Regions from separate parts of the Mus musculus genome. Here regions 2 and 3 are each linked to region 1. Evidence: chromatin loops called from intact Hi-C (ENCODE). Cell type or tissue: heart. All regions are shown on one strand. Each heading gives the region's core, and the rest is flanking DNA. Links, peaks and the distances in the headings are about the cores only. Region 1 holds the start of Sp1 (trans-acting transcription factor 1). Region 2 overlaps Tns2 (tensin 2). Region 3 overlaps Map3k12 (mitogen-activated protein kinase kinase kinase 12).

What was found. Hi-C counts contacts between places; a loop is a spot of excess contacts. Peaks named below come from ENCODE experiments on the same cell type or tissue, not always from the same donor. Only the 100,000 strongest peaks of a DNase experiment are listed, where the experiment ranks them.
Region 2: it touches region 1 in a loop (3.0-fold over the local background); 2 of 42 quality-filtered maps call a loop at or near these places.
Region 3: it touches region 1 in a loop (2.1-fold over the local background); 3 of 42 quality-filtered maps call a loop at or near these places.

What each region holds. Positions count from the first base shown.
Region 1 is chr15:102,400,243-102,410,691 of GRCm38, forward strand. It overlaps Sp1 (trans-acting transcription factor 1), which reads left to right and starts at 6,074. Exons shown (of 6, transcript NM_013672.2): 1 at 6,074-6,180; 2 at 7,530-7,690; 3 at 7,974-9,477. The coding sequence starts at 6,174. In heart, for the core only: CTCF peaks have their summits at 5,152, 5,366 and 7,924; DNase peaks (open chromatin) are centred at 5,669, 5,839, 6,449, 8,199 and 3 weaker places; H3K4me3 peaks cover 3,465 bases; H3K27ac peaks cover 2,850 bases.
Region 2 is chr15:102,104,014-102,114,462 of GRCm38, forward strand. Tns2 (tensin 2) reads left to right here. Exons shown (of 29, transcript NM_153533.3): 2 at 517-625; 3 at 1,326-1,363; 4 at 2,231-2,269; 5 at 2,578-2,616; 6 at 2,776-2,825; 7 at 3,002-3,173; 8 at 3,469-3,519; 9 at 3,789-3,911; 10 at 3,998-4,062; 11 at 4,842-4,925; 12 at 5,308-5,420; 13 at 5,500-5,560; 14 at 5,687-5,762; 15 at 6,458-6,587; 9 more. Among named protein-coding and RNA genes, the nearest start is that of Tns2, 6.3 kb to the left of the region's middle. In heart, for the core only: CTCF peaks have their summits at 2,604, 4,168, 5,263 (motif pointing left) and 5,985 (motif pointing right); DNase peaks (open chromatin) are centred at 1,538, 1,948, 2,528, 5,358 and 7 weaker places; H3K4me3 peaks cover 1,540 bases; H3K27ac peaks cover 1,289 bases; H3K27me3 peaks cover 781 bases.
Region 3 is chr15:102,506,358-102,516,806 of GRCm38, forward strand. It overlaps Map3k12 (mitogen-activated protein kinase kinase kinase 12), which reads right to left. Exons shown (of 16, transcript NM_001163643.1): 1 at 10,431-10,449; 2 at 3,562-3,648; 3 at 2,933-3,021. It also overlaps a transcript of Tarbp2 not described here. Among named protein-coding and RNA genes, the nearest start is that of Map3k12, 5.4 kb to the right of the region's middle. In heart, for the core only: no CTCF peak of the experiment used is centred there; DNase peaks (open chromatin) are centred at 4,424 and 5,154; H3K4me3 peaks cover 2,746 bases; H3K27ac peaks cover 2,511 bases.

The sequences.
Region 1 (10,449 bases), core at 1,501-9,500:
GCCCTGTTCCCGGTTCAGGCCATCGCCTTCCCTTTCTTCTAATTACCTGTTTGAAGTAACCCAGTCAGCGAGCTACCTCATAATATATATATTTAAGTTCTCAAGAATGCAGATAGTAGCCGGGCATGGTGACGGCACGCCTTTAATCCCAGCATTTAGGAGGCAGAGGCAAGCGGATCTCTTAGTTCTAGACCATTCGGGTCTACAGAGTGAGTTCCAGGACAGCAAGGGCTACACAAAGAAACCCTGTCTCGAAACAAAACAAAACAAAACAAAACAAACAAACAAACAAAATGCAGCTAGTAACCGGTGTCGTGAAACGGTTTTAACCCCAGCTAGGTAGAGGTAAGATCTCCGTATGTTCAAGGTCGGTGAGGTCTACAAAACTAGCTCTAGGACAGTCAAGACCTGTTCCTTGCAACCCTTGTTTCGTTCCCCACCCCCAAGTGCGGATGGACTAGGAATTAACGTAACTTGTCTTCTGGACTGTACCTCAAGCCTTCCTATTTGTTTTTAGAGACAAGGTCTCTTTATGTAGCCCGTGCCAGCAATGGACATTCTCTCCTCAGCAGCTACAACCTTTCAATTGCAGACTGCAATGCCTGCCAACACAACCACCTCCTGCCTTTTGTTTGTTTTTTGAGACAGGGTTCCATGTACCCATCCCCTATTGCTTCAGAGACCATCTGTGGGGTTTATATTAGGACAGTCTTATTACAGGCTCTTCTCAGAAGAGGCAATATGTATTTGTGGTTATACCACAGTTCAGCTACAGAGAAAAAAAAAACAAACAAACTTAAAATTGTGTGGAGTTTGTTTTTATTTCATTGTGCGGATTTAGGTGGCCTGGGACTTGCTTTTAGACCAGGCTGGGTTTGAATTCACTGAGATCAGGTTACTTCTGCCTCCTAGGGCAGGGATTACAGGATTAAAGGTGTTTCTACCACAACCACTCCTGGGGCTTTAATTTTTTTAAGGCCTGTATTTGGGGAAAATAGCCAGGAACTCTAGATCCTTGTACTTCTGACTCACAGGTAAATGACATCATGGAAGGCTTACACACTCCTGTGGCTCTAACCCAGGGGTCTTACTCTATAAGAGTAGGCTGGTCTTGAACCGTCTCAGCTACCTGTTTTCTTGACCTTGACTACCAACACTCCCTCATCTGGTGTTTCTTCTTAGCTAGGCAGGCCATCAGTATCACCATAGCCGCCAGCTGATTGCAGTACTGAATGCCTGGCTATCACTAGGCACCACTCATTGTTGATGCTAGCAGGAGTCACAGTGCTTGTCTGGTTAGGAAACAAAGATAGCCAACTTACAATGGGTCTTTTAAAATAATGATTACAAACACTGTCTGCATCCAGTTCTAGGGTTCTCATAAGTTTCCTAGATTTTCATACTGAAAAGCCTGGTTTGCTTCAATTCTTTTTGCTTTTTTAGGCATTTATCTCTGCCCACCCACACACACCCTCTCTTTTCTTTTCTTTTTTTTTGGGGGTGGGGGTGGGGGTATTTTTCGAGACAGGGTTTCTCTGTGTAGCCCTGGCTGTCCTGGAACTCACTCTGACCAGGCTGTCCTCAAACTCAGAAATTCGCCTGCCTCTGCCTCCCAAGGGCTGGGATTAAAGGCGTGTGCCACCACGCCCAGCTCCCCTTCTCTTTTCTTGTTGGGCTGTTTTCTCTCTTGTTGGGTTTGACCCAAGGTTTCATTAGCCTGATTTGCTTCAAGCATACCATGTTGCCCAGGTTGGCTCCAACTCTGTCTCTTGTGTCTCTCTTTTGGTTTTTGGAACGTGGTCTCCCTGTGAAGGTTTGATGGCCTAGAGTCAGCAATGTAGGTCAGGCTAGCCTTGAACTTGTAACCCACTACTTATTTTTTCTGTCTCTGACTCATAAAAGCTACCATTACAAGGATCCATCATTACCTGACTGCCAAAGCTCTTTAAACCATGGGTGTACGCACCAATGCGTGCGCTAGTGAGATCATATATTCTAACATTACAGAGTTAGAAGCAGGTGGGCACACATTCTGGCAAAGCCTGGGCTATAGAGTAAGACCTTTGTCTCAAAGGAAAGAAAACAAGTTAGAATAAGGATCACCATTTGTTTCTCTCCACCCCTTAAGTGAGTGAGTTAGGTGTGGTCTGGTGCTGACTATCCTAGGCAGCTGTCAGAATCATCAGAGCTTGCCTTACAGGGATGAGTAATGTAGTCTTTTCCTTCCAGGAAGTTCTTCCCAGTCCTGAAGCTTTCTTCTCTCCAGTCTCTTCCCTTCTTTTCTTTTTCTTTCTTTTTCTTTTTTAAATTCATGTCCAGCCAAATCGCTGTTGCCTTTTTTTTTTTTTAAGATTTATTTATTTATTTATTATATGTAAGTCCACTGTAGCTGTCTTCAGACACTCCAGAAGAGGGTGTCAGATCTTGTTACAGATGGTTGTGAGCCACCATGTGGTTGCTGGGATTTGAACTCCAGACCTTCGGAAGAGCAGTTGGGTGCTCTTACCCACTGAGCCATCTCACCAGCCCCTTCCCTTATTTTCTTAATTACTTTAAATTACATTTATTTATTTTGGGAAGAACACAAGCCACGGTGTATGTATGTATGTAGGTCAGAGAGGAGCTTTTGGAATGTACATTTAATTTGTGGAGGATACAGGGCAGTGTGCGTGTGTGAGCTTGTGTGTGTGTGTATGTGTGTAGGTGAGAGGGCAGACTTTGAGAGTTGCGAGTTCTCTTATTGAGTGGACCCTGAGACTGAGCTCTTGTATTCAGGTTTGTCTGGCAAGATTTATCCTGAAAACCATCTCTGCTGTCCAGATTTTATTTGTTATTTGTTTTTGTTGTTGTTATTGAAATACTTTATTCAGAGGCTTGGGGGAAAATTGTAAAAGTCCTGGCTGTTTGCTGTCCTGGGCAGGGCAGATCTTAGAGATCTCTCAGTTGCTAAGAGCCTTTGTTACTTGTTTTAATTATTATTATTATTTTTATTTATTACGTATTTTCCTCAATTACATTTCCAATGCTATCCCAAAAGTCCCCCATACCCTCCCTGTTTGAATTATTTTAAGTGTGTGCCTTTCAATCTAAAAGTTCAGGAGGCAGTGGGGCAGTGGTGGCTCATGTCTTTAATCCCAGCACTTGGGAGGCAGAGGCAGGCAGATTTCTGAGTTCGAGGCCAGCCTGGTCTACAGAGTGGGTTCCTATTATGACAGCCAGGGCTACGCAGAGAAACCCTGTCTAGAAACAAAGCAAAACAAAATAAAACAAAAAAACCCAAAGAACATACAGGAGGCAGACACCAGCAGATTTCTGTGAGTTTAAGGCCAGCCTCATCTACAGAGTAAGTTCCAGGACAGTCAGTGCTACACAGAAAAACCCTGTCTCAAAAAAACAAAAAAAATATTAATTCACATATGTGTATACTTGGACTCAAAGTCTTTGTAGTCCAGGGTACTTTTGAATTTGATTTCAATTAAGTCCTAATTTCAGCCACTACCCAGTACGATGTTGGTGTTGCAGTGTGTTTTTAAAACACTGGTACCTTTAAAAATAAAACACTTAGAGGCCACAAATCCCTGAATGCATAAAGGTGCTTTCTGCTGAACAACTGGAGCAAAAAAGAAAGCCTACTCCACAATCCCATTCCATACTAATAAAGAAAGCCCCTCCCTACTGAGGCGTGGGGACACTTGGAATCCCCAAGCTGGAAGGGAGTCAGGGAGATTGTTGGTTCCAGGCTAGCCTGGGCTACATAATAAGATCCTGTTTCCTGTTCTTGAAAGACCAGGTTAAAAAAAAAAAAAAAGATGGTGATAGCCCATGCCTTTAATCTCAGCCAGTACTCAGGAGGCAGAAGCAAGTAGATCTCTGTGAATTTGAGGCCAGCTTGGTCTACAGAGTGATTTCTAGATAGCCAGGGCTACACAGAGAAATACTGTTTACCCTGGCCACACCCTCACCCCCCCTCACCCCCCCCCAAAAAAAAAGAAAAAGGGAAAGAAAAAAAAAAAAAGATTTCATAGAGGACTTTATTTTGGTAGTTCAGGTTTTCCTCCATGTTTCCGAAACCTGATTGCTTCAGCCTCCCAAGTACAGAATTACAGGAATTGTCACCATATGAGGCTATATAGGACTTTTTAGGACAAAACTTATTATTTATTAGCTTTGTAATCTTGGGCATGTTACTTCTCAAATTAATTTTTCTCCACTTAATATTTCTGATGCTGAATATCTTTCTTTCTTTCTTTCTTTCTTTTTTTTTTTTTTTGGTTTTTCGAGACAGGGTTTCTCTGTGTAGCCCTGGCTGTCCTGGCGCTCACTTTGTAGACCAGGCTGGCCTCGAACTCAGAAATCCAATCTGCCTGCCTCTGCTTTCCATTGCCCGGGTGAATATTTTTCTTAACGTCTTAATTTTCGTTGTTGTTTTGAAACATTGTTGGTCTGCACAGCCCTAGCTGTCCTGAAACTCAGTATGTAGATCAGGTTGGCATCAAACTTAGAAGAGATCCTCCTGCCTCTGCCTCCAGAGTTGGGTCCTAAAAGTGTGTACTACCATGCCTTACATTGAGTTTGTCATAATCAGTGCTAAATGCCTATTTAACTGGGACAACCAGGTATCTCAGCTGTCACTTCACATTTCCAAGGCCATCTCCAAAGGAGCAGAGAGCCTCGGTTCCTATCTTTAAAGTGTTTCCCTTTTTTTACAGGAGCATCCAGCCCGTAAAGTAGGACACATTAAGTGATTAACTGTATTAGTTCCAAGTACTAAACGTGGTGACACCAGTCAGTGACAAAGTTTAAATGAGGAGAAAGAAGGCGAAATGGAGGCCAGAGATTGAGGTGCCTAAGGCAAAATCTTTAACCTTTGTGATTGCAAAAGGAAGTAACTAGGTTAGCGTGCTTTCTACTAAGAGGGAAAATGGAAGTAGTTTATGAGAGCTTGGCTTCACGAAGTTCCCCAGCGTGCGTTACTCTGAAAGCTGAGTTGGTTTAGCAGGTCTGGGGCAGCTTAAGAAAATGGCGCTTGCTACATCTTCCCGAAAGACTTCCATATTGGTCAGCTCAGTCGACTTGGGTTTTCGCGTGCCGTCACCAAGCTGTCGTCCCGCCCGCCGCCGCAGGGCTTCCACCCACGGCCAGGGGGAGCCGCCCGCCCATCCCGGCAGGGGTGACATTCGAGGGGTGCTGTGTAGGAGCGGGGAAGGGACAACCCGAACAGTCTCGGGCGACGCGACACTCTCGCCCTCACGCGTCTCGACTCTGACACTTGTGGAGGGCTCCACTCAAGCGCACACCCTAACGAGGGAAGGAAGCCTCCCGAGGAGGGCCAACATGGCGACCAACTCCTTTTGGCACAGCCCGGTTCCCTCCTCAGGATGGGCGGCCCTGTAACGACCATTGGCCAAAGCTAGAGGCGGTGCCATGCTGCCTTCGCTGCCTCATTGGCTTGAGTATCGGAGGAGGAAGCCTGTTCTCCTCTCCCCATTCCAAGTTCCAGCCTCCACCTTCTCCTCGGCGCGTAATTGGCTGTTCGTTCACGTCAATACGCGTCCTGTTCCGGCTCTTTTCAGTTATCGTCCAATCAGAACTTTCTTAACTGCCCGCCTGAATTCTGATTGGTTTAGGAAGCTTGCTCCTATCCCATTCCGGCCTATTTCTTACTCTTCCCCCTACACGGACTTTGCCCAGGCATGCCCAGGATTCTGGTTGGTCGTTGTCCTGTCTTTCTTACTTAAGCTCTTCCTATCCCTACCGCTCACGGAGCCCGCCTGGAGGTTGACTGGTTTCTCTGCAAGTCCATCGTCATCTCATCCCGCCCACCACCACTTCCTGAGTTTCTAATTGGTTGCTAAAACTGAGAGGGCGGCCTTTCTGGGCGGAAACCAAGTACGCAACTTGCTCTTACACGCCTCAGCGAGAGAGCGAGTCCTACCATTGGGTAGGCAGCCCGCCTTTCCTCTGCAAGGCCCTCCTTTCACCCTCCCTCATTGGGCGGGGCAGTAGATAAGGGGCGGGGATTAGGCCGGGCTTGTGGTGCGCTGCTCCCTCCTCCTTACCCCCCCCTCCCTGTCCGGTCCGGGTTCGCTTGCCTCGTCAGCGTCCGCGTTTTTCCCGGCCCCCCCCAACCCCCCCGTACAGGACCCCCTTGAGCTCGCCCCTCAGCTGCCACCATGAGCGGTAAGGATGAGTCCACTCCGAGCCTAGGGGTGGGAGGGGAGTGAGGGGGCGCGCGCGAGGACCGACCGGGCGGTCCCCGCTGTGAGGGGGGGCGGGCGGGAGGCGGCGGCGGCGGCCTTGGTCCCGCCCGGGGCGGAGGGAAGGGAGGGAGAAGGGGCAGTGGCGGGGCCTCGGAGGAGGAGGGGGATGGGCTACCCGCCCCGGGGGAGGGGGCAGCGTGGCCTCGCCCGCCCCCTGCCCGCCCCGGCCACGAGGGACGGGCCTTACCCCCCACTACCCGGCCGGCCGCCTGAGGCTCCTCCCGTCGGGGGCTGGCGCCGCGGGGGCGGCCCGACCAGTGCAGGCCCCGCCTGGGCCAACCGCCTCCCCGGTCCGCCCGCCCTCCGGTCGCAGCCTGCCCCGGGCCCTCCCCCGCACCCCCGTAAATTTCCCTTCCCCCATCCGACCCGCCCTTGCCACGCCTCTATCCCCGAAACCGCCCCTTCCTTCTTTGGACCGCCTCCTCAGCCCCAAACCTGGGTTCTAATCCCTAGACCCTTACCTGTCCTCTCAGATGTTTCCTCACCTTCTCTTAGGATTTACTCTTTCTCAGTCCCTTCCTGTTATTGTTTACACTAGATCTTTCTTCATCTCTTATAGTCCTAATTTTAGCACACTTTCCATCCACCCACATGTTGGGTCTCCTTTTCCTTCCAGGATGCATTTTTTTTTTTTTTCTTTTTTGAGATAGGTTCTATGTGGTATTCGTAGTAACTCGAAGTTACTATTGCAGCCCTCAGACTTTTAGCTGTCTAGGTGCCTCTTCCTCTTGAGTGCTGGGATTAAGAGTGCTATCAACCCTAAGGAGCAACTCTTTATTTCTGAGACACTGAAATTCCAAATTCCCTTTCTCAAAAGGGCTATTTGTATTGGGATCAGTTCTTACTCTGTAGGCCTGGAAGACCTAGAACTGGTGAACCACCTGGCTCATCCTTCCAAGTCTTGGGATTATAGGTGTGAGTCACCATGCCTAGCTTCCAAAGCAATTTTTGAGTCATTTCTGGGGTTAATTTGTGCATAGGAAAATAGTGGCCTGTCTTGGGCACCATTAAGCTATGTGTCTATGGCTTTGGCATCCCAATTTACTATGTAGCTGAGGATTTCTTTGAACTTTTGCCTCCACTTCCAAATTCTGGGATTTTAGGCTTACCACCATATTTAGACCTATCTGGCTAAGATCTTTTTAAAAACTGTTCTGTCAGTCATTGCTGACGGTCAAATCCTTAATTTTAAATCTTATGTTGTTTTTAACACACCCCCCCCTACACACACACATACACTTAATTTATTTCTTTTGTAATTATTTTTAGACCAAGATCACTCCATGGATGAAGTGACAGCTGTGGTGAAGATTGAAAAAGATGTTGGTGGCAATAATGGGGGTAGCGGCAATGGTGGCGGTGCCGCCTTTTCTCAGACTCGAAGCAGCAGCACAGGCAGTAGCAGCAGCAGTGGTGGCGGAGGAGGGCAGGTGAGTGATCAAGGATGGGGAATGTGTTGAAAGGGTATAAATATTCTTAGAAACTTCCTTAACCAAAAATTCTGGGAAGAAAAATACAGTAGGGAAGTACACTCAGAAAGATAGGTGATCTAGAGGGTCCCCAGATACGAAAGTTGGAACAGTATACAGAAAGTGAGCATTTTGTTTCTGGTTTTTGCTCTATATTCCTGCATTGTTGCTGTTTTGTCTGTTGAATACTGCCCCCTAGGCCAGCTATTGGGTGCCACTAACTCCTTTCCTCTCTTCTGGCCAGGAATCCCAGCCATCTCCTTTGGCTCTGCTGGCAGCAACCTGCAGCAGAATTGAGTCACCCAATGAGAACAGCAACAACTCCCAGGGTCCGAGTCAGTCAGGGGGCACAGGTGAACTTGACCTCACAGCCGCACAACTTTCACAGGGTGCCAATGGCTGGCAGATCATCTCTTCCTCCTCTGGGGCTACCCCTACCTCAAAGGAACAGAGTGGCAACAGTACCAATGGCAGCGAGTCTTCCAAGAACCGCACAGTCTCTGGTGGGCAGTATGTTGTGGCTGCTACCCCCAACTTACAGAACCAGCAAGTTCTGACAGGTCTCCCTGGAGTAATGCCTAATATTCAGTATCAAGTAATCCCACAGTTCCAGACTGTTGATGGGCAGCAGCTGCAGTTTGCTGCCACTGGGGCCCAAGTGCAGCAGGATGGTTCTGGTCAAATACAGATCATACCAGGTGCAAACCAACAGATCATCCCAAATAGAGGAAGTGGGGGCAACATTATTGCTGCTATGCCAAATCTACTCCAGCAGGCTGTCCCCCTTCAAGGCCTTGCTAATAATGTGCTCTCAGGACAGACTCAGTATGTGACCAATGTACCAGTGGCCCTGAATGGGAACATCACCTTGCTACCTGTCAACAGCGTTTCTGCAGCTACCCTGACTCCCAGCTCTCAGGCAGGCACTATCAGCAGCTCTGGATCCCAGGAGAGCAGCTCACAGCCTGTCACCTCAGGGACTGCCATCAGTTCTGCCAGCTTGGTGTCATCACAAGCTAGTTCCAGCTCCTTTTTTACCAATGCCAATAGTTATTCAACAACTACTACCACCAGCAACATGGGAATTATGAACTTTACCAGCAGTGGCTCATCAGGGACTAGTTCTCAAGGCCAGACGCCCCAGAGGGTTGGTGGGCTACAAGGGTCTGATTCTCTGAACATCCAGCAGAACCAGACATCAGGAGGCTCGCTGCAAGGAAGTCAGCAGAAAGAGGGAGAGCAAAGTCAGCAGACACAGCAACAACAAATCCTTATTCAGCCTCAGCTAGTTCAAGGAGGACAAGCTCTTCAGGCCCTTCAAGCAGCACCATTGTCCGGACAGACCTTCACAACTCAAGCTATTTCCCAGGAAACCCTTCAGAACCTCCAGCTTCAGGCTGTTCAAAACTCTGGTCCCATCATCATTCGGACACCAACCGTGGGGCCCAATGGACAGGTCAGTTGGCAGACCCTTCAGCTGCAGAATCTTCAAGTTCAGAACCCACAAGCCCAGACAATCACCTTGGCCCCTATGCAGGGTGTTTCCTTGGGGCAGACTAGCAGCAGTAATACCACCCTAACACCCATTGCCTCAGCTGCCTCCATTCCTGCTGGCACAGTCACTGTGAATGCTGCTCAACTCTCCTCCATGCCAGGCCTCCAGACCATTAACCTCAGTGCATTGGGTACTTCAGGGATCCAGGTGCACCAGCTTCCAGGCCTGCCTTTGGCTATAGCAAACACCCCAGGTAAGACATCCTTCCTTTGCATTTATCACAAACTAATACTTCCCTGGTACTATTGAATCTAAAGGGGGAAATAGAACTTTCTGAGATGTTTACTCAAGGCTAAACACCCAAGCAAGTGTAAGATGTTTTTTAGTTAAGACATTTGGAACTTAATCAATAGAAATATGTTCTGATGAGAAAGGAGCACTTCTGAGTGATCCTGTGGTCTCTACTTCCTAGTGTCTTGGTACCACAAACTAAGGCTTGGCGTGCTTTCTGCATAGGGTCCAGTATTAAATATTTTATGCCTTAGTGATCCATGTGGATTCTCAGTCATATATTTCGTGTTCTTTTTGGTTTTCCCTTCATCCAGCAATGATAGGGATTGAACATGGCCTTCTGAATCTTCTGTACACTCGTTGTTAGATCTCTGACCCCTTGGTTTGCAATTGGTTTTCAGAAACACCCTTTTAAGAAAGTAAAAATGGATCCTGATGATGTGATGGTTCATGCCTTTAATCCTAGCACTCATGAGGCAGAGACAGGTGGGTCTGTGTGACCTCGTGGCCAGCCTGATCTAAGTAGTAGTTCCTGGACAGTCAGGACTAAGTAGGGATACCTTGTCTCAAAATAAAGATTGTAAAACAGAGACTGGAGAGATGGATGGTTTAGCAGTTAAAGTGGCTGCTCTCCTAAAGGACCTAGATTGAATTCCCAGCACCCATGTGGTATCTGACAACTGTGACTCCAGTCCAAGGAGATCCAACTCCTCCTTCTTCTAGCCTACTTGTCATTGTATGAATGTGGCACACAGTCATATATTTAGGTAATACACATAAAATAAAAATAAAATCTAAGATAACTAGAATGTGAAACCAAGACTAGGATTGATGCTAAGCAGTAAAATGCTTATTTAGCACGAGTCTAGACTGTGGATCCATGTTCAGCACCATATGAGAAATTATTTTTTGAGACAGGGTTTTTCTGAGTAGC
Region 2 (10,449 bases), core at 837-8,836, 300 kb before region 1:
TTCTGACCGTGGGGGAGGGGGTCATATTAGCTGCCTGGAGCTTGGGGACACTGAGAGCCAGGGGCTCAGAACTGGCTGCAGTCAGTCTGGGTATTATGTGATAGTGCTTGTGTGTCCTGGCCGTCAGCTCACAGTATACAAGCCTCTTGTGGGGAGGGCAAGATGGGAGGAGAGTCAGACCCCCCACTCTGCCAAGATTCAGAAAGCCCTCACATTGGAAGTGGGGGTGTGTGTGACAAGGACATCACATAGCTCCGCCACGTGAGAAGTCCTGAGTGAACCCTTAGGGAGGAGTTGACCCAGCCAAGGTGACGCAAGGGGTCACATTCCAAGCCCTGTAGAGGACAGGCCTCATGACTACCCTGAAACAGCTGTGGCCAAGTGTGCCTTAGAGTTCACAGACTTTTGGCTGGAAGAGAGGGAAGCAGCATCGCTCTAAGGAAAGGTCCCTGCCCAGCCTTGGAGATGAGCCCACTAGGAACACATACCCCTATTTGTCTGTCATCCCACCCGCAGCCGAGGAAAGCAGAACCACACAGCTTCCGGGAGAAGGTTTTCCGGAAGAAAACTCCAGTGTGTGCAGTGTGTAAGGTGACCATCGATGGGACCGGTGTCTCCTGCCGAGGTGAGGTGGTGCTCTTGGTGCCTGAGCCCTCCAGGCAGCACTTCTGTGTGGCTCAGGCTCTAGAGACAGGCAAATTCAGAAACAAATGCCCTCACTCTTCTTGACACCCACCTTGCCACAGCCCAGGAGATTTGTGACTCTACCACCTTCCCATCCTTACCTGTGACTAGGGTCTTCCCTTCCTCTTGCTCCTCCTCCTCTTCTTCTTCCTCCTCCTCTTTTTCTTCTTCCTCCTCTTCTTTTTCCTCCTTTTTCCTTTTCCTCCTCCTTTTCCTCTTCTTCCTCTTCCTCTTCCTTCTCTTTTTCCTCTTCTTCCTCCTCTTTTTCCTCTTCTTCCTCCTCCTCTTTTTCCTCTTCTGCCTCCTCCTCTTTTTCCTCTTCCTCCCCTTTCTCTTCCTCCTCATCTTCCTGTTCCTCTTCTTCTTCCTCATCCTTTTCTTCTTCCTCCTCTTCTTCCTCCTACTGTTCTTCCTCCTCTTCCTCTTTCCCCTCCTCACCTCTATTCATCCTAGACCCCAACCCCCGGCCCTCTTCCCTTACTCCAGAGCAGAACCTGTTGATAACCAGCTCTGTTCTTCAACTCCTAGTAACCTAGTGTACCAGGGTCCCAGAGCTGGCTTCTAAGGCCTGTGGGGCTGGAGCACAGTTATTTTGACTATTCCCGTAAGCCTCTGCTAACCTCTACCCTTTCTCTCTCTAGTCTGCAAGGTGGCCACACACAGAAAATGTGAAGCAAAGGTGAGTATGTGGTTCTATCTAATGGGGAGATGGTGTCTTTCCCTGTCCAGACAGGCATCTTCAGCCTCACTGGCATGGGCCACCATGTCACCCTGTCCCCTGTCACTCACTCCTGGACACCCCTTCCTGGGTGGCAGGGGTGTTGTGTTGGGCTCTTTAAGAAACACCCTACTCCACCCCTGGAGGGTTGGCCCAGGAGGGTGGACAGTGAGACAGCGTTTGTCTTGGTGCTGTGCCCAGGCTGCAGCTGGCGAGAGGATGAGGGGGGGTGGCTGCGGGGGGAGGAAGGGCGGGGTGGATAGAGAGGGAGCAAGATTTCAGAGACCAGGCACCCTGATGGGAGGTGCCTTCCCTCTGAGGAAAGGGTCCTCAGGATGCCTGCGTTGGTCTCATCCTGGGTAGTGAAAGCTGAGCCTGTTCAGGTATAATACCCTGTAGCTGGTACCCGCTGTCCACTGAGAACCTAAGGTAGCCCTGCATCTCTGAGGAACGTTCCTGGTGCTCCATCAGTGCAGGGGGTAGTCCCAGGGCCTCAAGCTAGCTTGGGGGAGCTCTGTGCCCATGGGTGGGGTCTCAACGGTGAAAGAGGCTAGTGTCCACCCCTGGCCATTGCCTGGCTGGCTGGCTCTATATATAACTCCTGTCCTGCCGCTGGATGAATGGGGGTCTGTGTGGGCAGGGGGCTGAGAGCCAAGAGCAACAAGCAGGGGGCCCAAGGGGTGGGAGACCGAGAGGCAGAAGCAAGGCTCCCTTAAATAGAGGAACCTCAGCTAGAGGTTGTTCATCAGGTGACAGCCCCTGCACCTTCCTACTGAGGCCTGGCACCCCATTTCACCAGCACAGCCTTTAACTCCCACCTCTTTCCAGGTGACTTCATCCTGTCAGGCCTTGCCCCCTGCGGAGCTGGTGAGTGTGTTCTAGGATGGGGCAGGGAAGGCAAGGAACCTGACTAGTATCCCCGGGGTCTGGTGGTCTCAGAGTGGGTCTCCAGGAGGTTATGTAGAAATGAGTGCTGTGGTTATTGGTCAGTTGTCCTCAACAGATGGCTGTCGGAGCCCTTTCTGGTTACTGTCTTCTAGAGCTTGTTGGGGGCTAGAGTCCTGTCCCTAGGGAATGAACACTGACATGCGCTCCCACCCCGCCCCACCAGGTCCAGACTGGTCCTTGCCCCTGCCCTAACCACTCCCATTTCCTCCCCCACATCCTCCCTCTAGCGGAGAAGCACAGCCCCGGTCCGGCGCATAGAACACCTGGTAAGGGATGCTAGGAGCCTGAGCGGGGAGGGGCGTGTGGGTAGCTCTTGGAGTAGGGACCTATATTTCCAGAAGACCACGGTTTGTAGAACTTTTGACCGGGAAGCCTAGAATCGATGCATCCGAAGTGATGTCGACATACGGTTTCTAATCCACCAGGGGTCCACCAAGTCTCTGAACCACTCAAAGCAACGCAGTACTCTACCCAGGTGAGTGAGGATGCCCGGCGATCCCACGTCACCCCAAGACAGTGCTCCCCCTCGGGACCATCCACCCTAAGGACCTAACAGGTCGCCCAGCGTTCCCCAGGGTCCTTACCATCATACTAGCCCTCTGGGGCGCCACGTTTCTCTGTTCCCTAAATCAGCTTTGTGGCCTCTCCCAGGAGCTTCAGCCTAGATCCGCTCATGGAGCGTCGCTGGGACTTGGACCTCACCTATGTAACGGAGCGGATCTTGGCCGCAGCTTTTCCTGCACGACCGGACGAGCAGCGACACCGAGGCCACTTGCGCGAGCTAGCCCATGTGCTTCAATCCAAGCACAGAGACAAGTACCTGGTGAGGAGCGGGTGGGCCAGATGCAACCAATGAGAGGGCTGGGAGATCAAAATGGGGCGAAGCTACTGTTTCGCTATCAATACCTGAAATGGGGCTGGCAAGGGGGCGGTGCTAGCATGGCGGGGCGGGGCCAGGCGGGGAGGGGCGGGGCCGGAGCTGAGCCAGGCACGCAGCTTGCAGAGGATTCCGCCCCAGCGGATCGCAATCGAACTATTTTAGAGCAAGATGCTCACTGAGGGTCCACCTCCAGCACCTGTGTCTGAAGTCACCCTCATCTAACGCTGCTTTATTTCAGCTCTTCAACCTTTCAGAGAAACGGCATGACCTCACCCGCCTGAACCCCAAGGTAGGAGGGAAATGTGAAAAGGCTCGTTACTGGTAGTAGCAATTGACATCCACCTTTCTCATACCACTTAAGATACCTAAAAACATGGTGCAGGGGATATCACCCCACAGTATGGCGGAAAATTTCCAAGCTATTGTGGACTACTACTAAGTGCCCACCTTTGCCCCAGGTCCCTGTATTGTATCCATATCCATGTTCCTGTCACACACACACACACACACATATATATATATATATATATGCAGAGTTGTACCCTTTTACTTCCCCAGGTGCAAGACTTTGGTTGGCCTGAACTACATGCCCCACCTCTGGACAAGTTGTGTTCCATCTGCAAAGCCATGGAGACGTGGCTCAGTGCCGACCCTCAGCACGTGGTTGTGTTGTACTGCAAGGTGAGCTGGGACCTTGGGGTCACAGCGCTAGGGCAACCTCAGCCTAAATGTCGCAGGTTCCCCAGCTCTGTCTCTTTATCCCGTAGGGGAGCAAAGGCAAGCTTGGGGTCATCGTCTCTGCTTATATGCACTACAGCAAGATCTCTGCAGGGTGAGTTGCCCTGCCTCAGTGGCCTTTCCTCATCTGTCCCTGTCTGAGCTTTTCTCTCTTTAGTCAGACTATAAACTTGGTGCGGTACCACCTCTCTCCACTAGTGGGCCCAGCACTCCACAACAGAGGAGCTGGGCTAGTTTCTTAGGGCTGTCAGCAAACTGCCATCGTAGATTGGCTTAAAATGATATATCTCAGTTGTCTTACAGTTCTAAGGTGTTGAAAGTCAAGTGTCAGTGGGGCCACGCTGTCTCTGGGACTCTAGGCAGACTCCTTCCTTGCCTCTTTCCAGCTTCTGGTGGTGCCTGACAGTTCTTGGCTGGCAGCAGCCTCCCTCCAACCTCTGCCTCCGTCATCACATGGTGTTCTCTTTGTGCGTCTATTTCTGTCTCTCCTCTTCTAAGGACCAATCGCCCTAATTAAGGACCCACCTTGCTCCTGTATGATCTCATCTTAACCTATCTAACCACATCTGCAAAGACCCTATTTCTAAATAAGGTCACATTTGAGGTACATTTCTCCGGGGGAGGGACACAGTTCAATCCATCAGGTTGTCTAACTGCCCCCTTTGACAAGCGAGGAAAGCCAGGTTCAGGGGACAGTTGCCCTAGGCCCAACAACCGGGAAACTGACTATGCTGTAGGGCCTCTGGCTCTCCTCACCACCACTGGGAGTTCCTCTGTACAGAGGATCTCATGATTCCTCCTTCCCTGGGGTTTAGGTATAGAAGGCCAGAATAGGACTGGTTCCTAACCCCCGACCTGCCCTGCTCTCCCCAGGGCAGACCAGGCGCTGGCAACCCTCACCATGAGGAAATTCTGTGAGGACAAGGTGGCCACGGAACTGCAGCCCTCCCAGCGCCGGTGAGCACCCCAGTGGGGAAGGGCTGACTCTCCTGTTCGGGCAGCACACCTGAATCCCACAGTGCACGGGAGCAGAGCCAGGCCCTGTGCCAGATTCTGGGAAATCAGAACAAACAAGATCAGGTTCTCCTGGCATTTATATGTTAGTAGAGTAGAAGGCAAGAAGCCATGCGTAAACAGACTAGATCGTTCTGGCTGGCGATAAGGTCTGTGAAGAGAATAAAGCAGAGGCTTGTAAGAAAGACTCCACAGGATGAGCAGGGCTTGCCCCCTTGAAGCATAAGATTAAAAGAGCAGTCTAGGTCTCCCAAGAGCTGCTGAGTTGGTGTGAGGCGCCCTCTAGAGGAAGACGCTGATGCTTTCTTGGCACTTCCCCCGCCAGCTATGTCAGCTACTTCAGCGGACTGCTGTCTGGCTCCATCAGAATGAACAGCAGCCCACTCTTCCTGCACTATGTGTTTGTTCCTGTGCTGCCAGCCTTTGAGCCCAACACAGGTGAGTCACCCCGGGATGTATTCCGTGAGGATAGCCACCTACTACCCCACACCTCTCATGGCCTCTTCCACCCCTCCAGGCTTCCAGCCCTTCCTCAAGATCTACCAGTCTATGCAGCTGGTCTACACATCTGGAGTCTAGTGAGTGCCCTGCTCCCAGGCCCTGACATCTGCCTGATTGCCCAGCCAGAGAGGCTGACTATGTCTAGCTACCTCTGTGCCCTCCCTGGATGCCTCTGACTATTCTGCCTTTCTCTCTACCCACAGCCGCATAGCAGGTCCAGGGCCTCAGCAACTTTGTATCAGCCTGGAGCCAGCCCTTCTCCTCAAAGGCGACGTCATGGTGAGGGGCGAGGGTTGTAACACTGAGGGGAATCCTGAGGATGCAGACTGCAACGGGGGTGGGGGGCTTCTAGCCAGATAGTCAGCTGACAAGGCCTGTGTCTTAGGGTTTTACGGCTGTGAACAGATGCCATGACCAAGGCAACTCCTTTTTTTTTTTTAAGATGTATTTATTATTTATAAGTAAGTACACTGTAGCTGTCTTCAGACACACCAGTAGAGGGCGTCAGATGTCATTATGGATGGTTGTAAGCGCCATCATGTGGTTGCTGGGATTTGAACTCAGGACCTTCGGAAGAACAGTCAGTGCCCTTAACTGCTGAGCCATCTCTCCAGCCCCCAAGGCAACTCTCATAAGGACATTTAATAGGGGCTGGCTTACAGGTTCAGAGGTTCAGTCCGTTATCATCAAGGTGGGAGCATCTGAAGGCTGCTAGTAGAAGACTCCCTTCCAGGAAGCTAGGAGTAGGGTCTTAAAGCCCATGCCCACAGTGACACACCTACTCCAACAAGACCATACCTTCAAATAGTGTCACTCCCTGGGCCAAAAGGGAACCCTACCCATACTATCCCAAGAGAGTTCATGTTGAGGTTGGGGCATGACAGAAGCAGTGGCCCAGGTGGCCCTTGGAGCAAAGGTGTAGGTAAGACAAAATGGATGTGATGGCCTGACCCCAGCCTCCTGCCCTCCCTCAGGTAACCTGCTACCACAAGGGTGGCCAGGGGACAGACCGGACCCTCGTGTTCCGAGTTCAGTTCCACACATGCACCATTCATGGATCACGGCTCACCTTCCCAAAGGACCAACTAGATGAGGCCTGGGCTGGTAAGTCAGAGGCCAGTGAAGTGGGTAGGGAAGGGGACGCCAGCGGGGCGTGGCTCCTCACCTCCACCACCTCCACAGATGAGCGGTTTCCTTTCCAAGCCTCAGTGGAGTTTGTTTTCTCCTCCAGCCCTGAGAAGGTCAAAGGTAAGAGTGGGAGCTGGTAAGAGTGGACGGAGTGTTGAAGGTGCAGGAGCTGGAGGGGCGAGGTGTTGAAGGCTTGGGGTGGGGGAAGGGCAGTCCCCTACTCAGTGCCCCGGTGGCCTTCCACAGGCAACACCCCACGGAATGATCCCTCTGTCTCCGTGGATTACAACACGACAGAGCCTGCTGTACGCTGGGACTCCTATGAAAACTTCAATCAGCACCATGAGGATAGCGTGGACGGTGTGTGGGGTGGTGGGGCAGGTGGGAGCTGTGCGGCTTGTGGGGAGAGGCACGCTGAGTCAGCACTGTCCCCACTCACAAATTCTTCTCTGCTCAGGCGCCTTGGCCCACACAAGGGGCCCCCTGGATGGCAGTCCTTATGCCCAGGTGCAGCGGGTCCCCCGCCAGACACCACCAGCACCTTCTCCAGAGCTTCCCCCACCCCCGATGCTCTCTGTCAGCAGCGACTCTGGCCACTCATCCACGCTAACCACAGAACACACAGCAGAATCCCCCGGCCGGCCGCCCCCAACTGCTGCTGAAAGACAGGAGCTGGATCGTCTGCTGGGAGGTTGTGGAGTGGCCAGTGCGGGCCGTGGTGCTGGGCGAGAGACCGCCATCCTTGATGATGAAGAGCAGCCCTCTGTGGGTGGAGGCCTGCACCTTGGGATGTATTCAGGCCACAGGCCTGGACTCAGTCGACGCTGCTCCTGCCGTCAGGGCTTCCGGGAGCCTTGTGGGGTCCCTAATGGGAGCTACTACCGGCCTGAGGGAACCCTAGAGAGACGACGACCACCCTATGGGGGCTATGAGGGACACCCCCAGGGCTACGCAGAAGCCTCTGTGGAGAAGAGACGCCTCTGCAGGTCACTGTCAGAAGGGCCGTACCCCTATGCACCCGAGCTGGGGAAACCAGCCAATGGGGACTTTGGCTACCGTCCAGCAGGCTACCGGGAGGTGGTGATCCTGGAGGACCCTGGGGTGCCTGCTTTATGCTCATGCCCTGCCTGTGAAGAGAAGCTGGCACTGCCCACCGCAGCCCTGTATGGACTGCGACTAGAGAGGGAGGCTGCAGAGGGGTGGTCCAGCGAGGTAGGCAAGCCTCTCCTGCACCCAGTGAGGCCTGGACACCCATTGCCTCTGCTGGTGCCTGCCTGTGGGCATCATCATGCCCCAATGCCTGACTATGGCTGCCTGAAGCCACCCAAGGTGGGTGAGGAAGGGCATGAGGGCTGCTCCTATGCCGTGTGCTCTGAAGGCAGGTATGGGCATTCAGGGTACCCTGCCCTGGTAACCTATGGCTATGGAGGAGCGGTTCCCAGCTACTGCCCAGCATATGGCCGGGCACCTCACAGTTGCGGATCTCCAAGTGAAGGCCGAGGGTACCCCAGCCCTGGTGCCCACTCACCACGGGCTGGATCTGTGTCCCCGGGGAGTCCACCCTACCTGCAGCCCAGGAAGCTGGGTTATGAGATTTCTGCGGAGGATGGGAGAGACAAGTACCCACTTTCTGGACACCTGGCCTCAACAGGACCCTTGGCTTCTACAGGTGAGGACCCTCAAGTGGGAATGTCCAGGGTAAAGGAGGGTTCTGAATGCTACTGGGGAGGCCGTGGGTGGGAAGGAGCTGAGCCAGGCAGAAAAGCAGGCTCCTGTTTCCCAGAGCTCTTCCCTCCCGTCTCAGAGTCACCTGAACCATCCTGGAGGGATGGCTCCAGTGGACACAGCACGCTACCTCGGTCTCCCCGAGATCCTCAGTGCAGTGCTTCTTCAGAGCTGTCTGGTCCCTCCACACCCTTACACACCAGCAGCCCAGTTCAGGGCAAGGAAAGGTACACAGAGGGCCAAGGCTACTTGGGCATGTTATATGGGTGTCTGCAGCCCCAACAAGGAGCTGTCTGTTCACCTACTTTTCCTTGCAGCAACCGACGGCAAGACACCACCAGGTCTCCCTCCTTGGCACCCACTCAGAGACTGAGTCCTGGCGAGGCCTTGCCCTCTGTTGTACAGGGAGTTGCTGAAAAGACTCCTGAGCTGTTGACAAGCAGCAGGCCTGAGCAACTGGACCCTAGCCCCTTCTCCCAGACCTCTGCACCCGGCTCACCCAATGGCTGGCCTCAGGAAAGGAGCCCAGGAGGCCACACCAACAGTGCTAGTCCTCGGAGCCCTGTGCCAACCACCCTGCCTGGACTTCGCCATGCCCCGTGGCAGGGCCCTCGGGGCACTTCAGATAGCCCAGATGGCTCCCCTCTTACTCCTGTGCCTACCCAGATGCCCTGGCTTGTGGGCAGCCCAGAACCACCCCAGAGCTCACCCACCCCTGCCTTCCCCCTGGCTACCTCCTATGATGCCAATGGTCCCATTCAGCCTCCACTTCCTGAAAAACGACACCTGCCTGGGTCTGGGCAACAGCCGTCGCCACCAGCCAGAAGCACCAATCAACATGTCACCTTTGCATCTCCTCTCCCAGATGTCACCCAACCCCCAGGTATAAGGGTCTAGGAGGATTGTGTGTCCTTTAAAGAACCTCACCTTCCAGATAGAGACCATGGCGAGCCCTGGAGTCTGAACTCAGTCCCTCCCTCTTCTAGAACACCCTTTACAAGAGAACCAAAGCAATGTCAAGTTTGTCCAGGATACATCAAAGTTCTGGTACAAGCCACATCTTTCCCGAGACCAAGGTAAGAGGCCAGAAAATGCCATGTGCCTGTCCCAGTCCATCTCCCAGGCCTGTCTTGGCTGTAAGCCCATTATCCTGGTAGGGCCTTTGGTTCCCTCTGTCTCTGCTCTTGGCTGAACAAAATAGAGATTCTAAGTTTTGGCCTCAGACTAAATGTTGTTCCAAGTCCTATGACCCAAAGCCCCAGATTCCCACCACCCTCACAGCTGTCAGAGTGAGAGACTTGGGAACCTGCTAGTAGAACTGTGTGGGGCTGACAGCCATCTCTAAACTTCTGCCCTGCAGCCATTGCCCTGCTGAAAGACAAGGATCCTGGGGCCTTCCTGATTAGAGACAGCCATTCATTCCAAGGAGCCTATGGGCTAGCCCTCAAGGTGGCTACACCTCCACCCAGTGCGCAGCCCTGGAAAGGTATAGAGCTCTCAAGCTGAAGGTGCAGATGGGGAGAGGGGAGAACTTGTAGGACCAGGATGGTGGGAGTGAGGTGGTGCACAGGACGTCTCCATGTAGGGGAGGGTTGAGGCAAGCCGCCTGCTGCTTGGGGGAGAGTTCTGTGGGGAGAAACTGAGTTCCTGGGATGCCATAAAGCTTTATTTTCACCCCTCACTCCTCTCAGGGGACCCCTCAGAACAGCTGGTCCGCCATTTCCTCATCGAGACTGGGCCCAAAGGCGTGAAGATCAAGGGTTGTCCCACTGAGCCCTATTTTGGTGAGAAGCAAGAGTCTGAAAGGGTTCTGGGGGTAGGGGGAAGGTTAAAGGAGAGGCCTCAGGAGAATGGAAGAGAAAACCCTGACTATGGCCCCTATGATAGTCACTTCCCCCCAACCCCTCTTAGGAAGCCTGTCTGCCCTGGTCTCCCAGCACTCCATCTCTCCCATCTCCCTGCCCTGCTGTCTGAGAATTCCTAGCAAAGGTGAGTGATCTCTCTCCTAGCTCTCTAGCTACCCCTACACCTAAATAGAGGTCCCATTACCTCCACCCTACCTTAGAGAGGCTAGGAGAGCCCCTCCCTTTTGACGTCCCTTGGTGGCCTTCAT
Region 3 (10,449 bases), core at 1,371-9,370, 110 kb after region 1:
TACTACTCCATGACTAGCAATCATCTGAAATTCCAGTTCTAGGTGATCCAACGCTCTCTTCTAGCTTCTCCAGTCACTGTACATACAAGATGCATTGACATACTTGCAGGCAAGACACCAATACACATAAATCTAAAAATATACGTATTTTTTTTAGTAATAATAAAACTAGGCCTCGTGTAGTGGCATATACACTTGGGAGGCAGAGTTCAAAGCCAGCATTGTTTGTACAGTGAGACCTTGTCTCAAAAAAAAAAAAAAAAAAAGAGCAACTGAAATACTTCCTCTTGGCTGTGCAGTTGTCATTAACCCCTGCAGCACCCATTCTTATCAGCTGAGGTTGACTGTAAAAACACAGATATTATATGAAATCAGATCCCCCCTCCCACAAAATATACATATATAGGTCTGGTTGTCCTGGAACAATAGCTTGGCCTTGAACTTAACAGAGATCTACCAGCCTCTTTCCTTTGCGCTAAGATTAAAGGTATGTATCACTAAGTCCAGCCTAGGAATCACTTTACCCTGGATCTAAATCTTGGGCACATGGTGGTAATGCACCTAAACCTCCCTTATATTGAATGATACTGGCAGGCTTTCTACTCAGTTACCCAGATGATGTTCCTGGGCTTCCCTAGTTAACAGTCACTGAGGCCTTCCCAGGAACACCTAGTATCTGGGCCCATCTCTCTTCTCTGTGCTTACAGGTACCTACTTAGGCCTCTCCAGTGGGATGTGATCTTGTGTCTATAACCATAACCACAGAGCTGTACTATCCCCTCGGCACAACTGGAAAAATAAAGGGGTTGAGGGCAGAACTATCCAATGGGGTTGTGAGAAGCTCTAGCCTTCTGCATCATTCTTCTACCCCTAGCTCCCCAAACCAAGATTCAGCTTCCCAGGCAATAGAATTATTTTTTTATTTTATTATTATTTTTCTTTTTGGTTTTGGTTTTTTCGAGACAGGGTTTCTCTGTGTAGCCCTGGCTGTCCTGGAACTCACTTTGTAGACCAGGCTGGCCTCGAACTCAGAAATCCGCCTGCCTCTGCCTCCCAAGTGCTGGGATTAGAGGCGTGTGCCACCACGCCCAGCCCCAGGCAATAGAAATTCGTCCCAGTTTGTAGCTGTGTGCTACTTAAACAGCACTAATTAGAAAATCACAAGTTGAGGAAGTGGGATGTGACTCAGTTGGTAAAGTGCTTCCCCAGCATACACAGAGCCCTTGCACCACATAAACCTGCTGTGGTGGTGCATGCCTGCAATCCTAGCACTGGGGAGGTGGAGGCAGTAATCAGTTCAAGGTCATTTTCAGCTACACAGCAAATTTGAGGTTGGTCTGAATAAAGGAGACCCTGTGTGAAATAAAAATGGGTTGAGGATGTGGTTTAGGTAGAGTGCTTGCCTAGAAGGCAAAAGGTCCTGGACTGCATAAACCCAAGCATGGTGCACAGGCTCATCACCCCAGAACTTGGGAGCTGGAGGCAGGAGGATCAAACATTCAAGGCCATTGGTAAGTAGGAATCTGAGGCCAGCCTGAGCTACAAAAGACCCTGTCTATCTTCAATTGGCTAAGTAGTGATGAATCTGAGGCCAGTCTGAGCTACCAAAGACCCTATCTCCAAAAATAATAAAATCCACACATCCAGCTGGGTCTGTGGTATGTACCATATATCCCAGGACGTGAGAGGAAGAGGCAAGAAGAGCCTCAATTTGAAGCTAGCATTGGCTACATAAAATTGTACCCTATGTAGAGAAAAAGAGAAGCAAACAAGAAAATAAAATACAAACAGGCACAGGCCATGGATCTAGTCCCTAGCTGGCACTACAAATACAACAGCAAAAATTCTAAGTTTTATATTTGATTCAAGTAAAGTATAGTTAAGTGTCAATTTCTCCAGTCATACAAAGAGCTGAACTAGGTAACAACAGCACTCAGGCACAACAAACTCTCCCAATTTTTCAGGCTTACTTCAGAACTTGACTCCAAGAGACGTACTATTCTTCCAGCCACATGTTTAGTTGGATATCATAGGATGAGATGCAAGGTTCCCTGACAACAATCTAACAGCTTCTGAGGCAAGTTCTTCAGCCCCTGCAGTACTCTCCTGGGAACGAACCACAGTGTGTGTGGGGTGTCACAGAGGAGTATGCTCAGAGCATGATGCAAAGGAAGTTTGGGAAAGTCTTAGCTTGCCTAACCATCATCTGCAGTCCTTGCTCTTGAAGACTCTCACTGGGGACGGGGTTTGTTTGGGATCTGCATAGTTAACAAGCACCTCAGTTGATTCTGTGTCTAGTACATTTGAAAATCCTACATACTGGGCTGGGCACAGTGTCTAAGAGCATTAGTTGTTCTTGCAGAGGATCTGGCTTTGAATGTCACATCCACATGGTAGCTCACAACTATCTGTAACCCCAGTTCCAGAGAATCCAACGGGCACACACTTGGTACACATACATGCATACAGGTAAAACAGTCATACACAATATACAGTAATTTAAAAAATTTTTAAAATAAATGACACATTGTCATTCTGTCCTTATAGTGCTTCATCAGCTGTCACCACCAAATGCCTCTTAAGTTCTTTCTTAATTTCTTATCCAGCTTCTGAAAGACCCAAAACACAAACTCATCAGCCCCGTTTGCTTTAGATACCTTAGTGGCTTATTTATGTTGATATCTAGGCTACCCTGGACACGACGCTATATCAGGGTTCTGATTTATGGTGTCCAAAGACAATGTGAACTTTTCAAGAAATTATTATGTAAGTTAGCATTTGGTATAAACATATTACTGAAATTAATCCTCAGTACAATATACCACTCTAAGGTGGGAAGGCTGGGGATATAGCTCAGTTGGTAGGGTGCTTGCATAGCATGGGAGAGGCCTTGAGTTCAATCTCCCAACAGCACACACATAACGGCACATACCAGCAGTCCCAGCACTCAGGGATGGAGGTGAGAGGATCAGAAGTTCAAGGTCATCTCTGGCTTCATAGTGAGTTTCAGGCCAGCCTAGGCTATAGAGTGAAAGTTTGTCTTAAAAACAAACAAACAAACAAACAAACCCATAAACTCTAGGGATATAGTGATTATCAGCATAAAATATAGTGATTATCACATATTGGATATGTGAACATGCAATCCTGAGATATGGAGGGCTCACACCACATCACCTCTTCCCTCCCTCTGGTCCTCTATTGTTGAGACTATACATGCAGCTAATGGTTGCTGGGGAGAAGGAAAGCCATTTTCTTTGATGGTATAGCCATTGATAAGGTGCTAGTGATACTGTAAATTAACCCTCATTCATGATCCTATTTGCAAACCTAGTTAAACTCTGTGGGTCACAAAAACAAAACAAAAAACAAAACAAAAACCGATATGACAATGTAAGGAGACAAGGAGGCTATGGGAACGATGGAACCAGAGTTATGGGGAATATGGGTGATCAAGTACATTACACACACGTATGAAAATGTAACAGTGAAACCCATTAAAATGTGTAACTAACATATGCTAAGGGGGTGAAGAGATGGACAAGGGTCAAGAGTGCTTACTGTTCTTGCAGATGACTGGGGTTCCATTCCCAGCATCCACATGGTGCTCACAACCCCTATAACTCCTGTTCCAGAGGATCCAAGGCCCTGCAAGTGCAAGGTGCCATTAGCTCAAAACACACACACACACACACACCCTGTCATTAAAAAACTAAAAATTATACAAATACAGTTGGCATTATTAGCCCCACTGGCGACAAAGGGTTACCCTTCTTGTCTTCCAAGTTTCACTTCAACCTGGAAGTCTTCTGTGAAGTTCCAACCCTGATTAGTTAATTCCCTTCTGGGTGGGCAAAGCCTGAGCTTCCCGCTCCATGGCTCCCGCTCAGCTTCCAACCAGAGTAGGAGCACTGCTCTACCCACCCAGGGCCGCACATGCTCCGTGTATTTCTCAGTTCCCTGCACCCTCAGAACAGCCTAGCAAAGAAGGCATTATTAGTTCTCCTACGGTCTAGAGAAAACCAAGGTCCAGAAATCAGGAACCACAGCCTCTGAATTGCTGTCATAGCCTACAAAATGTGCGGCTTGGAGAGCCACGGTGTCTATTGTAAGGTAAATTACAAGCACAGACCAGCCTGCACCAGAACGCACCGGAGAATTTCCTGCAAACGACCCCAAGGCTTCCGCCTCCCTCACCAAAGCCCCCTCGCAAGCTCTCGGCCCACCTGCTGGACCGCCTGGCCACCAGTGACCGCACCGCGGCAAGCGGAGTGGAAGGGGTTACTGCCACGGCGCCCCATCCCCTGTCGACCTCCTTCCCGACCGTCACGTGGTGCGGGGCTGGGGGCGCGGCTGTGGGAGGGGTCCAAGAGGGGAGAAGAGAGCACAGCCAGCTGGGGGAAGGGCTGGGCGCTGCGGCGTAACCATGACTACTGGGCCCGTGAAGTCACCGGGACAAGATTAGCCCAGGGTCACGTGAACGCGAGGCAGGGGCGGGGCCGCGTAGGAGCCCGCCCCTGACCTGGGCAGGCTATATTTGCTGCCCGTATGCAGATGCGGACCCCGAAGTCATCCCCCACCTGGGTGATCTGAAGCCCACCTTCCTCTGACCTCAGTTACTTGGGCTCGGCACCTGGTGGAGAAAAAGTGGCAGGGATTGGAGGGGAAGACTCGTGGGGTTGCTTTGGGATACAGTACCACACATAAGTTAAGAAATGGAGATGGGACAAGAAAGGAACAGTCAAAGGAACTAGGTGAGAGACTGGCCAACAGCTTCAAACCTGGAGAATGGCCTGAAAAGCCGGTCTGAAAAGCAGAGAACTCAGGGAAGATGGAGATGAAAAACACAGATCGACTCTCCCTTCCCTAGTCCGTTTCCTATCTAGAAGTTGAGTTTTGGGTATTATAACACCAGGCCTTTTAAAATGGTTTGTGTGCCCCCCACCAACCTCCATCATCTGGGCTTAGTTTAGTCATAGAGGATGACATCCTCAGAAACGGTCTGCAGCTCTGCCTGCCTCAGATCACACAGGCATCCCCAGAGGGCCCTGTGGTATCCAGGGCCAGCAGATGGGGAGAGCAGAGAAGCCATTTCACCTGCTCGACTTTTAGGGCAGTGGTAATAGCTGAAGAAGCTGGGAGATGAGACCCAGGTAGGGTATTCAGTTATGCTCCGGGTACCCCTACCACCCCTCAGGCTGATGACAGATCTTCCAGATTGACCTGAAAGAAGACAGGGAGGGTTGAGGGTCTCCAGGGAGCCATGGTAAACTGGAGAATCCTCTTTCCCAGCAAATGTCCCCCTTTCTGCTTCCTTTATTCCTGACCCACCAGCTGTGTCTCATTAACCCAAGCTGGGTCTTGGCGCTGGGACTTTGGGAGTGGTGGACTAGAAGCCCCGGGGCCCCAGACATTCGGTCACCCTGGGGGAGGGCAACCTGTCTCCCTGGCCATCAATTATGCAGTGCCTGGGGGCGGGGGCGGGGGGGAGCATAGAGGAGGGATTCGCCTGTCACTCTGAACCACAAGGATTAAATGTGGACAGCATCTTTGTCAGACTGCAAGGGAACAGAGGTCCCTGCCTTTATCTACCAATGGAGAGGCTCTAAAGACAGCCAGCTCTCCTGCTTTACAGATGGTTCCTTCAGGGTCCCACAGGAAGGCTACAGAGTCGGGACCTGTATGCAAGTCGCCTTCACCTCTGCCTCAGTCCTCCTAGGCTTTCCCGCCAGAGGAGGCAGCAAGGCTGTAGCAGGTGAACTCTGTGAGCTCTCCCTAGCTCTATTGCTTTAACAGCAGCATCCAATGGCCTGTGTGCTGGGCCAGTGCTGGAAGCTTTGCTCAGAGGTGTGGCCATCTGCCTGTGTCTTGAGTTCTTACACCGAACTATCCCTGCCTGCTTGGACTTCATTTTCCTGCAGGCTGGGAGGTTCCACTCTCTTCTAATTAGTCTGAGGAGAGGCTGCAGAGGAGAAAGTGGCCATGGCTTGGGATTCCTGGTTCTCTACCTTTGGGACCCTTGGAGGATAGATGTTTCGGATGAATGCAGCTGTGCTTTCTGCCTGCCTGCAGGTTTACTCTCCCTTCTGACAGGATCCATTGTCCTTACCCCAGAGTTCTCCCCACATGGGAAGAATGCCCACTCTTTTAGGCCTTATTTTTAAATAGGGAGTTACCTTTTGAGAACTGGGGGAACATAGATCCCCAGGTTCTCCCCCATCAGGCCCAGGGGTTCCCTATTCTCACACTTCTGCCAGTAAGGTGGACAGTGAGGGGGCTGGGGAGGGGGTGCTGCTCAGGGAGAAGGGTTGGTGGAGCAGCCTTGCCTTATGTCAAGTCTCTGTGAGACTCTTACCTGGCCTTAAGGGCAGAAGAGGGGTAGGAGAAGGAGAGAGGGTGCAGTGAGCTGTGCTGGCCATTTTCCTAGATTAGTTCTGTCTTCCCAACTAGCTAGACACCATGTCTTTATGGATTCAAGGGAGACCAGCTCTCCTGTTTAATCAGAAGAAAGGGGGACTTGGTCTCTGACCTTTTACTACCCCGGGACCAATGACACTTTTAGGTTTCAGTGGTCATGTGACAACAGACATGCTGGAAATGCCATATTTGCTGTCTTGCTTCTGCAAACTGCAGGGAAGGCCTGGAGTCCTGCACCTCGTTCTTACCCCCTAGCTGGTTCCCTCTGGTTCATGAAGAAATAATGTCAGCCCTTCTGATGGCATGGCTGAAATTAGCTCTCATCCTTGCTCAGATCATAAAAAGCAGAGAGCAGGAACAGTATGTCATGGGTCACAGTCTCTCTCAGACAGTAAGTCAAGCATGGAAGAAGTTGAATATACAGAACCAGAACTGAATTTGCATTTAAAACTATCTGAAAGTAACCATATGAGCTAAGACGTGCCTGCAAACAGAGAGGCTAAGGCAGGTGGATCTTGGGTCCAAGGCCAACCTAAGCTACATAGTGAGACCTTGTCTTAAAAAAACGTAACAGAAGGGCTGGAGAGATGGCTCAATGTTTAAGAGCACTGACTGCTCTTCCAGAGGTCCTGAGTTCAATTTATAGCAACCACATGGTAGGTCACAAGCTCTCTTCTGGCGTATCTGAAGACAGTGTACTCACATAAATAAAACCAAAAAAAAAAAAAAAAAAAAAAAAAAATCAGGGAAGGGGGTTGGAGAAGCACTGGCTGCTTTTCCAGAGTTAACTGGATTCAATCTCCAGCACAGCATATAGCAGTTTGTGACTAATTCCAGTTCCAGAAGATCTGACACTCTCACACAAACATATATTAAGGCAGAACACCAATGTCTGTAAATTTGAAAAAATTAATAAAAAGGTCACAGGTGAAACTCTTCCTTAAATAAGATGGCGCCTCAAATAGCACAACCCAGACTTGAACTCCTTCCGTCTCTTCTCCCAAGTGCTAAGATTGCAGTCATGTACCACAAGTCGGTTACCAACTCTCTTCTTTTGGCGTGTCTATATTATTTCAGTAATAATGTTGAGTTTCCTTTATCATAAAAGATGATGGTTTTGTTTTTATATGTTTTTTAATTCATGCCCCTGGTCTAGGCATGAGGGAGCCATAGGCCTCAGGACCAGCAGAGGCTGGGGCTGCTTCTGATTGGCTGGGTGACCTATAGTATATAAGGTCTGCTAACAAAGCTGTTCTGCATCTAAATGTGGACTGTGATACTATATCAGTCATACATGAGGTTGTGGGATAGGCCCAGCTCTAGCCATATGCTGACTTCTTTCCTTGTGTGTGTGTCTGTGTGTTTAAGAGAGAGAGAGAGAGAGAGAGAGAGAGAGAGAGAGAGAGAGAGAGAGAGGTGGGTGGGTGGGTGGGGCTCTCATTATGTAGCCGTGGCTAGGTTGGAGCTTGATGTGTGGACCAGGCTAGTCTTAGAGATCTGCCAGCCTCTGCACTCCGGGGTCCTAGATTAAAGGTGTTTGCTATCATGCCATGCCAGGCCTCAAAGTCCTGATCCTCCTTGCATTTTTGACTTTTTAGCCCGCTGATTACTGAAACACGAACGCCACCAAGACTATTTAATGGGTCTTGAATAACTAAGTCATTTCAGTGTCCTCATCCCTAAAGTGACGACAGCAGAACTTGATGATGTTATAGGCATCACTGAAGTAACCAAAACAAGTTTTCGGCCTGGAACCTGGCACACAGGATGCACTCTATAGACAGCAACCATGATGTTTCACACAAAGTACATAGAAAAAAATACTTTTCTTTTTGAAACAAGGTATTATGTCACCCAGACTGGCCTTAAACTTGCAATGTGGTGAAATATGACCGTGAACTCCTGCCTTTACTTTCCCAGTGTAGGAGAAAGTGAAGCATCATGGCAGGCAGGCTTTATGCTAGGGATGGAACCCAGAGTCTTGTCTTTGCTTCTTGCATGCATGTTTGTCAGGCCTTTACCACCTGAACCACCACTAGACCCTGATACAAAGTTGTCTTTTCTTTTTAGTTTGCTGAGACAGACTCAATGTAGTCTTGACTACCCTGAAACTTGTAGTGTAGACAGGCTGGCCTTGAACTCACAGAGATCCACTTGTCTCCACCTGCCTCCACTGTGCTGAGGCTTCTACCAGCCACCATGCTCTGTGCTTCCTTTGTTTACCTCCTCAAGACAAGAGGTAATAATGAGGAAGAAAGGGAGGTAGAGAAAAAAAGAAAAAAGGAAAATAAAGAAAAATGCGACCTGCCAGGTCTGTCAGCACAGGCCTCAAAGGCTCAGCTATTTAAGAGGCTGAGACAGGAGAATTTAAAGTTCAAGCCCTGAGAGGTAACTTAGTGGCACTGTCTCAAAAAATTTGAAAACAAATAAACAAACAAACAAACAAACAAACAACCCAATGGTGTACTTTGGTGGTAGAAAGCTTGCCCAGAATGTAGGCCCTGGGGTCAATTCCTAATACCATGAATAAATAGATAAAACTGAAGAACAGGGCTCTTCTCTGGAGCTCCCTATGCCCCAGAACAGCATGGCCCCTATCCTGGTTCACACATGACCGGGCTTTCTGAGGGCAAATGGACAAACTCTCCTAAAGCCACCATGTCCTCTGCTGGCATCCTTTCAATGGATTCTAGAAAAGCTGCCACCTCCCATTCTCTTACTCCCTAGGCATGGGCAGCAAAGGCAGAGGTGGGTGCTGGAATTTCGTGTTCTCTATCATTTTATTATTAACCCCCATTCCCAGAGACTCAGAGCAGTAACTGCTTTTAACAGGGTTTTGCTCTTGTGAAGAAGTCTAGGAAACCCCAGCCACACCTTCCATCTTCCACCTCCATCCACCAAAGATCTAGGACTTGGCAAGTATTGGACCTTGGGGTCTTCCTGGAAGTCAACAGTTGGTTAGACCCAACTTGGGGCCCAGATAACTTTCCATGAGAGATGGCAGCACTCTTGAACTTGTAAACACTAATGTTTGGACAGCAAGGCCCAGAGGGAACTTGGGCTGTTTCCTTTCCAAATTCTTGCTACTGGTGTAAGCTTGGGATGACCCTCTGCCTGAAAACCACGAGGCGGCTGGGAGAATCAGAAGAGAGTTTAGAGTGAGGCTCCAGGTGCCTGGGGTGTGTGAGACCTCATGTGCATGCTCTTTTGGTTGAAGGCCAAAGAGGCAGAAGACAGAGAGCCGCAAGGCTCCTCCCTGCAGCCCTACTACTGTTTATGGAACCCACCCCTCTTCTCTTTCTACCCTCAGCCAAAGCCTTGCCTACCAAGATTGTAAGCCAAGGAGTTTGGTGAGTGTGTGAGAAAAAGGGAGGTTTGTGAAGCGCCTGACTAGGGAAATGGGTTAAGGAAACCAGAGACGAGCAGGCAGAAGAGAGAGAAAACTACATCCAAATGGAGGACGGGGTGCAACAGCTGGACGGTAGGGAATGCCACAGCTGGAGATTAGAGGGATTACAGATGGACGGGGGAGAGGGCCCTGCCAGGGCATGCAGGTGTAGGTGCAGCCTAATTTTCAGGTAGAGCCTATTAGGTGCAGGAGTGGGGGAGGGGGGCGGTGGGTATATTAGGCCTTGCCCTTCCATCCCTTCCCTGGAGGGGGCCACAATTCTCCCTCCTTTCTAGGTCCTGAGGTTGAGGAGGAGAGGACGTGCTCTTGCCCGCTGTCCTTTAGGTCTTCCCCTAGCCACCCTCATCCTCGCATAATCCACCACAGCTTTGGAGGCTCTTGGTCTCCAAGCTGGGCCGCCGCATCCCTCAGCTTCGCCCGGTTCCTTCCTATCTCCAGGCGTCGGGTCCAGGGCTCTAGTTCCTTCATACCACAGCTTCAGCATCCTCGAGTCACCTCCTCCCCCACCACGCCACAATTGTATCCCGACCCTCCCTCCACGCCAGGATCCCAAGACCCGAACCCATCCCTGCCCCCCACCCCCACAAGTCGCCCAGGCTCTCACCTCGGGGGCTCCGCGGCCG